2 separate regions of the Homo sapiens genome follow, and region 1 is linked to region 2. The links are chromatin loops, found by intact Hi-C in ENCODE. Cell type or tissue: Caco-2. All regions are shown on one strand.

Region 1 (5,000 bases), 57 kb before region 2:
AATAGAAGCTACAATTAGGTCACTATAATTATCCTTTGTTCCAGAGAACAGGCTCAGTTTCTTCAGCTTTTCCCTATCAATGCAGTTTTAAAGCTACAAGCTGTACCTGGTCAGGAACAATGTGAGTTTACTATTATTATTATTATTAGTAGTAGTAGTATTAAAATTATTATACTGAACAGCCAATACAATGTTACATGCAATCTTTGTGATCAATGTTTCATTTTTTCAACAAAACTATTTTAACTGCATTAATATTTTTCACCATTGCCTCATTCCTCTCTGGGTGTCTATAATATTTTCTAAACGATCTCCTTCAGTACCGCCCATTTTTCTTGTCAGCCTAAACCAGATCTGACATTGTAAGGGAACTAGATTGATGGGATAATTTATCACTTTTCTTGATATAAATAAAAAAATAATACATATATTTCTGTACAGTAAATTTGACATTCTATAATACTGACATGCAAATTTTTTAATGTCATTAATTGACTCTTTGTTTATGTTTTCCTCTGTGCACACACAAATAACACGGTGAATTCTTCATGGTTTGCAGAATCCAATATGTGGATATTGTGCTTATACAGTCCATGGTTTGCCAAAGATCATGGAGCAAAGGGCATGTTGATGTTCTTTTTCTCTAAATCCTAAATGCTCATTAAAGTAAGTCAAGGCAGTAGAGTTTGGGAAGCTTCTGAGAGTCAGGCGTGGACTCAGAACATCCTAATTCTAGAGAATCCTGAAAAGTTAACTGGTTCTTTGTCTAGGTGGGATGACCACAGAAAAGACTTCCATATCCTACATGGCCTGGAACCAAGCACATTCCCCAAATCAAATGTTGTTGTTTTTTTTTTTTTTTTTTACACCGAGTCTATTTCATATTCTAAACTAATGGGATTTGCAATTCCTACCTACGAGTTGCATTTTTTACAATGCCAAATGGCAAGATCCTTGAGTATCTTTCCATTGCTACTAAACACTGCCATTTCAAGAAAACTGCCCTTGAAGGCTCTCCAACTATTGCAATTTACATTTTCCCTAAATTTATACCTTTCCCAGACCCATTAAGCCTTTCCCATTGCTAATGCACTGAGTTCCTGTAATTTCTATTCTCATAATGTAGACAAGTTTCTCAGAAATGCTTAGTAAACATTTTTAGCTTTCCTTAGAAAATTAGCCCCAAAGAGAGGTGGGGATGTGACGGGGAACAACCTACAGAGTGCTTATGATATTCTCTGATAACAACTAATTCCTTTATAACAATCCTAGACAGTCCCCCTACAAAAGGTGTCATTAGTGTTGAAGACATTAAATGATGTTCCCTAGGCTGCTGGCCAAACTAACACTGAAGAAAGAGCTGTAAGAATCTGCCCCTGGGGGAGCCCTGCCGGTTGGATAAAATTTGTAACTTGTTGATGTGCTTTATTCTTATTGCTAATGACATTTGTAAGTGGCAAGAAGTAGCCTTTATTTTATTTATATTCTCCCAGTTTATATTTGCCCACTTTTTGTAGCACAGACCAAAGCAGAAAGCAAACTAAGTTTTCTGTATTAAAATTTTCTGGAGCACAGCATTGTTTAACCCTAGGGACTGCCAAGGGTTATACCTGAAAACTAAACGACAGGCCCTCGGTGCTTATCATTATCTGGAAAAGAATGAGGATCAACCCCTTCTGTTGAATGTCTGGGGTATTGTAAGCTACATAAACTTCCTGAAGAGGAAACAGGAAAAATAAAGAGAATAAAAGGAAACTAACTACATTTCCTTTCCTTTCCCTTTAAACCTTTCTTTTCTTTCCATTCTGTCACCTGGAATTTCACACCTGGCTGGTGCACTCCTGGACAAGTCTTTGATCTTTATCTCTCAAAGCCGACTCACATAAAAATGTGCTGAAGCATGGGGATCACGGCTGTCCACACAGCATGTGCTGCTCTATTTCCTTTGTTTTCTTGGCCCTAAATGCCACACTTCCCAAGGCCCTGGACACTCATCCCCAGGTTACATAGAGTCTTCATTAAATGAACTCTGGGATCATGAAAAGCTCTAGAAGTACCACCGACTTCCACAGAGCCCGGAAAAACCACCTTAAGTATAGAACCATGACTATACCTAGGACAGGGATAAACACAGACCCTTCATACCTGAGGTTTCCATCTAGTTCAAAGGTATAGGGCACTCATATTCTGAAAAGTCACGTTCTCTGCATCATAGAGAGTTTAAAAAGACACAGAGGGTACAGTCTTTTCCCTCCTATCCAACTCACGCAGAAGGCTTTAAACAGGTCAGCAAAAATATTGTATTCAACTACAGTATTTTCTTTTTTAAAAACTTTTAAGTTCAGGGGTACAAGTGCAGGTTTGTTAAATAGATAAATCTGTGTTATGGGCCTTTGTAGTACAGATTATTCCATCATCCAGGTATGAAGCCTAGTACCCATAAGCTATTTTTCCTGATCCCCTCCCTCCTCCTATCCTCCATCTTCCAAAAGGCCCCAGTGTGTGTTGTTCCCCTCTATGTGTTCTCATCATTTAGTTCCCACTTATAAGTGAGAATATGTGGTATTTGGTTTTCTGTTCTGGTGTTAGTTTGCTAAGGATAATGGCCTCCATTTCCATCCATGTCCTTGCAAAGGACACGATCCTGTTCTTTTTTATGGCTGCAGAGTATTCCACGGTGTATAGGTATCACATTTTCTTTATCCAGTCTACCACTGATGGGCATTTATGTTGATTCCATGTTGTGAATATTATTCCATGTCGTGAACCCTATTGTGAATAGGGTTGCAATGAACATATGTAAACCACAGTATTTTCTATGGTGCTTATTAGGCTTGCCATTTTTGGCTTCTTAAGATGGGACTTTGTTCTGGAGAAACCATATAGAATATTCTCACATGTCCAGGCATATGCCAAGAAATGGGGCATGTCAGCCAATTTGGTTTGATTCCAACATTTATTGAGTATTTACTAAGTACTTAGAACTGCACTAGGCTAGATGAAAAGGACCAGGGACACATGAGTATCAGGTGAAAGAACCACAGGCTTGTCCGTCAGGTCTGCAAACTAAGGTCCCCTCCTACCTCCAAAAGGATAGTGATAGGGTCTTCCTTAACAGGGGTCCAAGCCTGAGGTGAGCATCCTCATCATCTGGTCTTCCTCCCTCTACCGCATGCACACTGAGGACACAGCACTGGCTGGGCCAACATTTGCCTTAGGCAATCGCCGCTCAGCAACCATCAGAGAAGGTCCAACAAGCTAATCCAGATGATGTCTGCTGTGTCTATGGTGATTCTGTCAGACTGTTGTGCAGTTAGGGCACAAGATGACTACCAGGAATGACCTCATTCCTACTCCACTGGATGTCGAGGAGAAAGGTTCTACCATGGCCATCAGTTCAAACCTGGGTGTCAAGGAGTATGAAGGAGGCTTTTATAGACGACCATATGCTACTTGCACATAGTTTTGAGAACTACAATGAGGATGTTTCATTTGTTAGGATAGGCAATGACTGTTTGTCCATGGGAGCCTACTGTCTGATCTACCCTCACTGTCCCTTCACCAAGCTATTCTTTTCAGGGCCTATTCTCAGTCCTGACCATGGCATTCCATCACTCAGCTGGCTCCCTATTCCTTGGCCTACCTAGTGGCCCTTTGCTCCAGGTTTTGCCTATAATTACCATAGGAAATCTCTTCATGTTTGAAAAGAGACTTGTTTTATCTCCTATGGGAACTGCAAATTGCTAATGGATCCATAAAATGTTGGAAAAAAGGGAAGAATTGGCATTTTTTTTATTGTGGTTAGCAGGGTACTGCAGAGGTCTAAGTTTTAGATGTGGGGAAACATCCTTCAATTACCTGCATGACTAAGATTTAGATTTTATTCAGGCTCTATGTAACCACAGTAAGGAAACATACTTTTTAAGAGGGAGGCAAGGTGTGGCCAGATAGCTCCCTTCATGGAGAATCTAGTCATTAAACAGCAGCCCAGACAATCTCTTAAACAGTAAATATTTAACTGTTTCTCTGCTTATAACACTTTCATGTCTTCCTTTAACACTTAGATAAAATCTAAGCTCCCTACGATGATCTGTGACGCTATCCACTCGGTCACCGCCTCCTCTGTGACTCTGGCTTATGCCACGCTCTCCCTTAGTTATTCAACTCCAATTACAAAGCTTTATTTGCCTCAGGCCTGATTAGCTCTTGCAGTTCTTTCTGTCTGAAATCGACTTCTTGTGACTGGCTCATCGCTGAGATTGAATCTTGGCATCTTAGGCATTCTTCCCAGCCCCATCTTTCTATCACATTGCTCTAGTTTATTTTCTTCATACTCCTATCATTACTTGATTTTATCTTTTTTATTTATCTGTTTACAAGAATGGAATCTTCATGGAAGCAGCGTCCTTGTTTGACTTGTCTATTGATAGAACTCCAATATCTAGCACAGTGCCTGGCAGACAGTAGGCACTCAATAATGTGATGATGGAAACAGACAAAGCAAGGTCTGAGAGAGAAGGCCAAGTGACAACGGAAGCAGAGATTGGAGAGATGCACTTTAAAAATGGCAGAAGGAGCCATGAGCCAGGAACATAGGCAGCCAAGTAAAAGCCAATGACAATGAGTCTGCAAAAGGAATCAGCTCAGTTGACATCTTGACTCTAGCTCAGTGAAACTAACTTCAGAATTATGGCCTCCAAAACGTTAAGAGAATAAATTTATGTTGTTTTATGATACCAAGTATGTGGTAATTTGTTACAGCAGCAATAGAAGACTAATGCTGATTATGAATGAATGGAACTGATGATGAGACCTAAAGAGAAGTATTTAGGTATGCACTATTTTCATTCACAGCCTTGGTCAATATGTCATTGCTCATCTTTCCTGCAATGTGGAAATATGAAAGATGAAACCTCAGACCCTATAACATATGAAGAGAAAAAACAAATTCTGGCAGCTTTTCTACTGTGTGTCTTGAGGAGATTAAAAATGGAATACAG
Region 2 (5,000 bases):
CAACAGGGTCCCATCAAACTTAACAACACAGGAACTTACATTTTAGAGTGTTTTGCCAGGAAAAAGAACTGAAGTACAGGTTATGAAGCACACTAACTTTTGATTCATTCCCTGAGTCAGGAGGAAGACAAGTCATAGAGAAGAGTTACGAGAGCTCTTCAACGTTATGGGGTGTTTTTTTTTTTTTTGTTTTCCCAAGCTCCCCTGAATTGAGAACAGGTAGATAATTTGTGTTACAAGGTAGACACAGTGCCTGAGGACACGACATGCCTACCAGTCTCATGTTCCACAAATACTTTAGAAATATTAGAGAGGTAATTAAAAGTAAGATCACAATGATAACGTTAGTTTTGTACCTGCCAATAGGGGATTGTCTATTCTTTTATTTGAATTTTTTATTTTACAACTTTTATTTTTGAGACGGAATCTTGCTCTGTTGCCCAGGCTGGAGTGCAGTGGCCCGATCTCAGCTCACTGCAAACGCTGCCTCCTGGGTTCAAGCAATTCTCATGCCTCAGCCTCCCAAGTAGCTGGGATTACAGGTGTGCACCATCACGCACGGCTAATTTTGTATTTTTAGTAGAGATGAGGTTTCACCATCTTGGCCAGGCTGGTCTTAAACTCCTGGCCTCAAGTGATCCACCTGCCTCGGCCTCCCAAAGTGCTGGGATGAGAGGTGTGAGCCACCAAACCCGGCCTATTTTACAACTTTTTAAATCTGATAATATCAGATATTCATATATACTACAAACAACTGAGACTCAAAAAAGTTTCAAGTGGAAATACAAAATCCTTTGTCATTCTAACACCATATTTCCCACCAGTATTGGTATATCCTTTATTTTCTTAAAGATCCACCACTGGAATCATGCCATGGATATAGTATTGTATGCTATTTTGTCCCCCATTTAAAGTATTTCTTCAGGTAATTAAATGTTCTTCAAACTTTTGAATTTTAATAGCTCTGCTGCATTTCATCACACAGACGTATCACCCTTACTGTGGCAAATCCCAGAGTGTTGAACATTTAGGTTGCTTCCCCATTTTTGCTAACGTAAATAAATACCACAGTGAGTGACCATCCTTATTTACTTACAAATCATCACATAAAACTAAAACAATGGAATTGTTAAGGTTTGGGTATTAAAAGAATAAAAGGAGTAAAAGGGGAAAGGATCAGTAGACTTAACCACATAAACTCAAACACAGAAACTTAACCACATAAACTCAAACACAGAAAAGGCATCCCACAAAAATAAATAGCAGGACAACAAACTGGGAGAAACTCTGGGTTTCTTAAGAATCTTCTTGGCAAATCTTGGAACAAGCCCACTTACACTGGTGATTATGAGATTAGTTATCTGGAGGCCAAGGTGGTTTTGGCCTCTGAGATGTTTACTGATTGGCCATTTACTAATACTCCCAATCTTCTTGTTTATCATATGGCTAGAAAGAATCTTAAAAGATAATCCGATCCTCTGAGAACCTTTTAGGGCTGTCTGTTCTAAACCATTTTAGACAGATGGGAGTCCCTAGTGTTTTTTAAGGTCTCTAGATAAGCAGATTCCAAAACTTCTTTTGATAACCATTCCGGAGTTTAAGAATCTTACTGTCAGGAAATTCTTTCTTTTATCTAACTTAAATCCTGCATGCTTTAGTTTAAACCTATTTCCTTCCACTCCCTTTCCCTCACTTAAGAGGAGGATGGAGACCATCTGATCACCACCCTTCATAGCATGACTCTTCATATAAACAACACTAACAATGGATTATTGTATTTCTTCTTAGCTTTCTCTTCTCTGGACGAAATAAGGCTGGCATCTTCAATTTTGGAGATTGTATGTCCTAAATGATTAATTTACAAATCATTTAATCGTCCTCACTGCATTCTTTTGAAATGTCTTCAAATTTTACAAGTTTTAACACAGCTCCAATCATTCTTGAAGATGCAAGGCACTATTTGAAGGTATCAGTAGAAATTTTAGAGTGGAGGTCGTCTTTCTAGAAGCCACTGCTTTTACCAAGAAGAAACTTTAAAAGAGTTCAGACTCCTTGGTAGACAAAGATATTGGGGGCTGTTCAGCACAGGTTTTGTTTTTACAGCTTCCCAGACCTAAGTGTGATGATTCAGCTTCCGCTCCCTTAGGACATCTGTGGCAGCAACTAAAAGCTAGGCCCAGTTATTGCTGCTGACACCTGTGGCGGTACAGCATCACCAGTTATTAGTGGGAAGGCACATGGCCTGGAGGCCACCTAAAATGCCCCCAGGTGCAGAGATACAACTTCAAAGGTTGCAGAATTCAAATGCTTGGTGCCTGAGTGCCTGATATCTTGGCTGCTCTGTCCACTGAGGTTCAGTCACAGTTAAAGAAAAAAAAAAGTGTGAATTTAGGCTTGAGAGGAGACAGATTTGAGTGTCATCTGTATGCTGACAGGTAGCATGATAAGATAAAGCAATACCCTGCAAGTTAAGAGAGCTGTGTTCTGGCATTAGCTCTGTCCCTCAGTCACGATGTGACATTTCTATTCCTCTGGGTCCCCACATGTAAAATGCAGTGAATTACAGAATCTTTTAAACTCGTCAGAAAAAGACACTTCATAAATATAAGCTGCTGTAATAACCACTGAGAGAACAAAACATTAGGTTGTCATCGAATATAAGTAGGAAATTCTTTACCTCTGTCCATGTAAGCACTGCACAGCAAATTTGAGAGCTGAGTCAACACTTGATTATTAGTCTATTGAGGTTATTCAGGAAAAATTTAAAATTCTAACTCCTTCAAACAAAGCGCTATGGGCTGTCTCCACTTTCCATCAGTGTATGGGTGCTTATGGAATGTAAAGCTAATTTTAATGTTTCCTAAGTTGAATTAGGAAAGAAAAAAATTGGTTTAAAGTAACCCACAGAGCTCTAGCCAACATAAATATGGATAATGGATGGATGGATGAATGGATGGATAAACGGATGGATGGATGAGTGGGGGGATAGATGGGTGGGTGGGTAGATAGATAGGATAAATGGATAATCTTTTGCTTTGGCTGATTTTGTCACTGATTATCTTCAACAGGGTATAAGAGCTGACTGCTTTATGTGGTCATGTAACCTATACCCTTCTCCAAAATAATTGGAAAGATCCTATTTCCAACACTACTGAATTGGCACCCTGTGATTCACATGTGTGGCGATATAGGCAGTTGTCATTTTTCTTCAACAGAGTTTATTAATTTATTCATCTGAAGCCTATCTTAAATTCATCAGTGTGAATAATAAAAGGAAAGTAAGAAATGACTTGAGTCCCAACACGCTATGCTTGGAATGCCTTTCCTTCCATAAAGATAAATGCCAGCTGTTGTCTCCAACATGCCTGGGCACAAAGATTAAGTCCCCAAAGAAGATACATTTAATGGAAGCAAACTATTATTAAGATAAGGGTTTTTCTTTGTAAATAATCTCAGTGGTGTTTTCCCTTTCCTGTAGATTAGAAAAAAAAAAAAAAAAGGAAGGTTGGGTGGATATGGCCCTGATGTGACACTTGGAGGGCAGAGAGAAAGGGAAGACAGCAGGCCTGTGTCTGTAAACGGATTCGATGCTGTGTGTTTTGTGGCAGAAAGAACATCATGACCTGCCAGGCTACAGCAGATTTTCTTTTCTTTCTTTTTTTTTTTCTGAGACGGAGTCTCGCTCTGTTGCCCAGGCTGGAGGGCAGTGGTGCGATCTTGGGCAATCTTGGCTCACTGAAATGTCTGCCTCCTGGGTTCAAGCAATTCTCTGCTTCATCCTCCCAAGTAGCTAGGATTACAGGCGCCTGCCACCATACCATGCCCAGCTAATTTTTTTTTTTTTTTTTGACACGGAGTTTTACTCTTGTCTCCCAGGCTGGAGTACAATGGCACTATCTCAGCTCACTGCAACCTCCGCCTCTTAGGTTCAAACAATTCTCCTGCCTTAGCCTCCCAAGTAGCTGGGATTACAGGCGCCTGCCACCATGCCTGGCTAATTTTTGTATTTTTAGTAGAGACGGGGTTTCACCATCTTGCCCAGGCTGGTCTTGAACTCCTGACCTCGTGATCTACTCGCCTTGGCCTCTCAAAGTGCTGGGATTACAGGCGTGAGCCACCACACCCGGCTGTACAGCAGATTTTCTAAGAGAGGCCTTGGGGTAAAAAAGACTTAAAAACTACCAGTGGAGTGAGCAACCTTCCATGCTTCTTGAGAAATTATTACATGTGAGTAGGTATTGTAATTAAACTAATTGTAGGCCTCCATTATTGTAGTCACAGCCACTTGACATTCTTACCTAGCTGTTAAGTGTCTTTGTTACCAGAACCCATGTTAAGTGTTGTGGGAATTTGTGGCCCCTCTTGAGGCATCCACACACTTCATTTAAGCATACTCCAATTGTCAATAAAAATCACACCCTGCCTTGTAATACGATATTCAAGAGTTGTGAACAAAATGAATCTTAGAGATTTTTAAGAGGACTAATGCCTTGAGCTTCCACACAAATAAAAGATGGAGAGGATTAAAGCCTGGGAGATTACCAGCCCAGGCCAACCTTGCTTGGCAGGCTGGAACCTGAGAATGTGGCTGCATCAAAATGCAAAACAAATGCTGTTTGTCACCTGTAACAAGGAGGACTCAGATGTAATTTCTAGGCTTGAGTAATAGGGGACAAAGGAAACAGTACACTAGGGAATGCCATTTCTCTTATCTACGTCAAGACTAACAAAAAAGAGGAGGAGAATCCGAAAATGAGTGGTTCTCTAGGAAGTGCATATAGGAAGTCACTAAGCTATGGGACTTCAGAGTCTTGAAGCTCTGTTCCAAGTTTATTTAGCTTTGAACACGTCTAAGTGTTTTTACGCTTGGAATAAAGTCAATAGACAAATGCAAAATATGCTTCTTTATCCTGTTACTCTGGCATGGTTGATTACTTAGGGATCTCTAGGAATTCCTTATTTCAACTTCATTTTAGAACTGACAGATGCAGTCGCTGGGT

What was found. Peaks named below come from ENCODE experiments on the same cell type or tissue, not always from the same donor. Only the 100,000 strongest peaks of a DNase experiment are listed, where the experiment ranks them.
Region 1: a loop joins it to region 2, with 2.8 times the contacts of the local background. A loop is called at or near these places in 1 of 110 quality-filtered maps.

What each region holds. Positions count from the first base shown.
Region 1 is chr2:205,421,416-205,426,415 of GRCh38, reverse strand. The region is part of intron 19 of PARD3B (par-3 family cell polarity regulator beta); the gene reads right to left. Among named protein-coding and RNA genes, the nearest start is that of NRP2, 260 kb to the left of the region's middle. In Caco-2, no CTCF peak of the experiment used is centred here; a DNase peak (open chromatin) is centred at 1,895.
Region 2 is chr2:205,364,049-205,369,048 of GRCh38, reverse strand. All of the region lies in intron 18 of PARD3B (par-3 family cell polarity regulator beta), which reads right to left. Among named protein-coding and RNA genes, the nearest start is that of NRP2, 320 kb to the left of the region's middle. In Caco-2, no CTCF peak of the experiment used is centred here; a DNase peak (open chromatin) is centred at 2,248.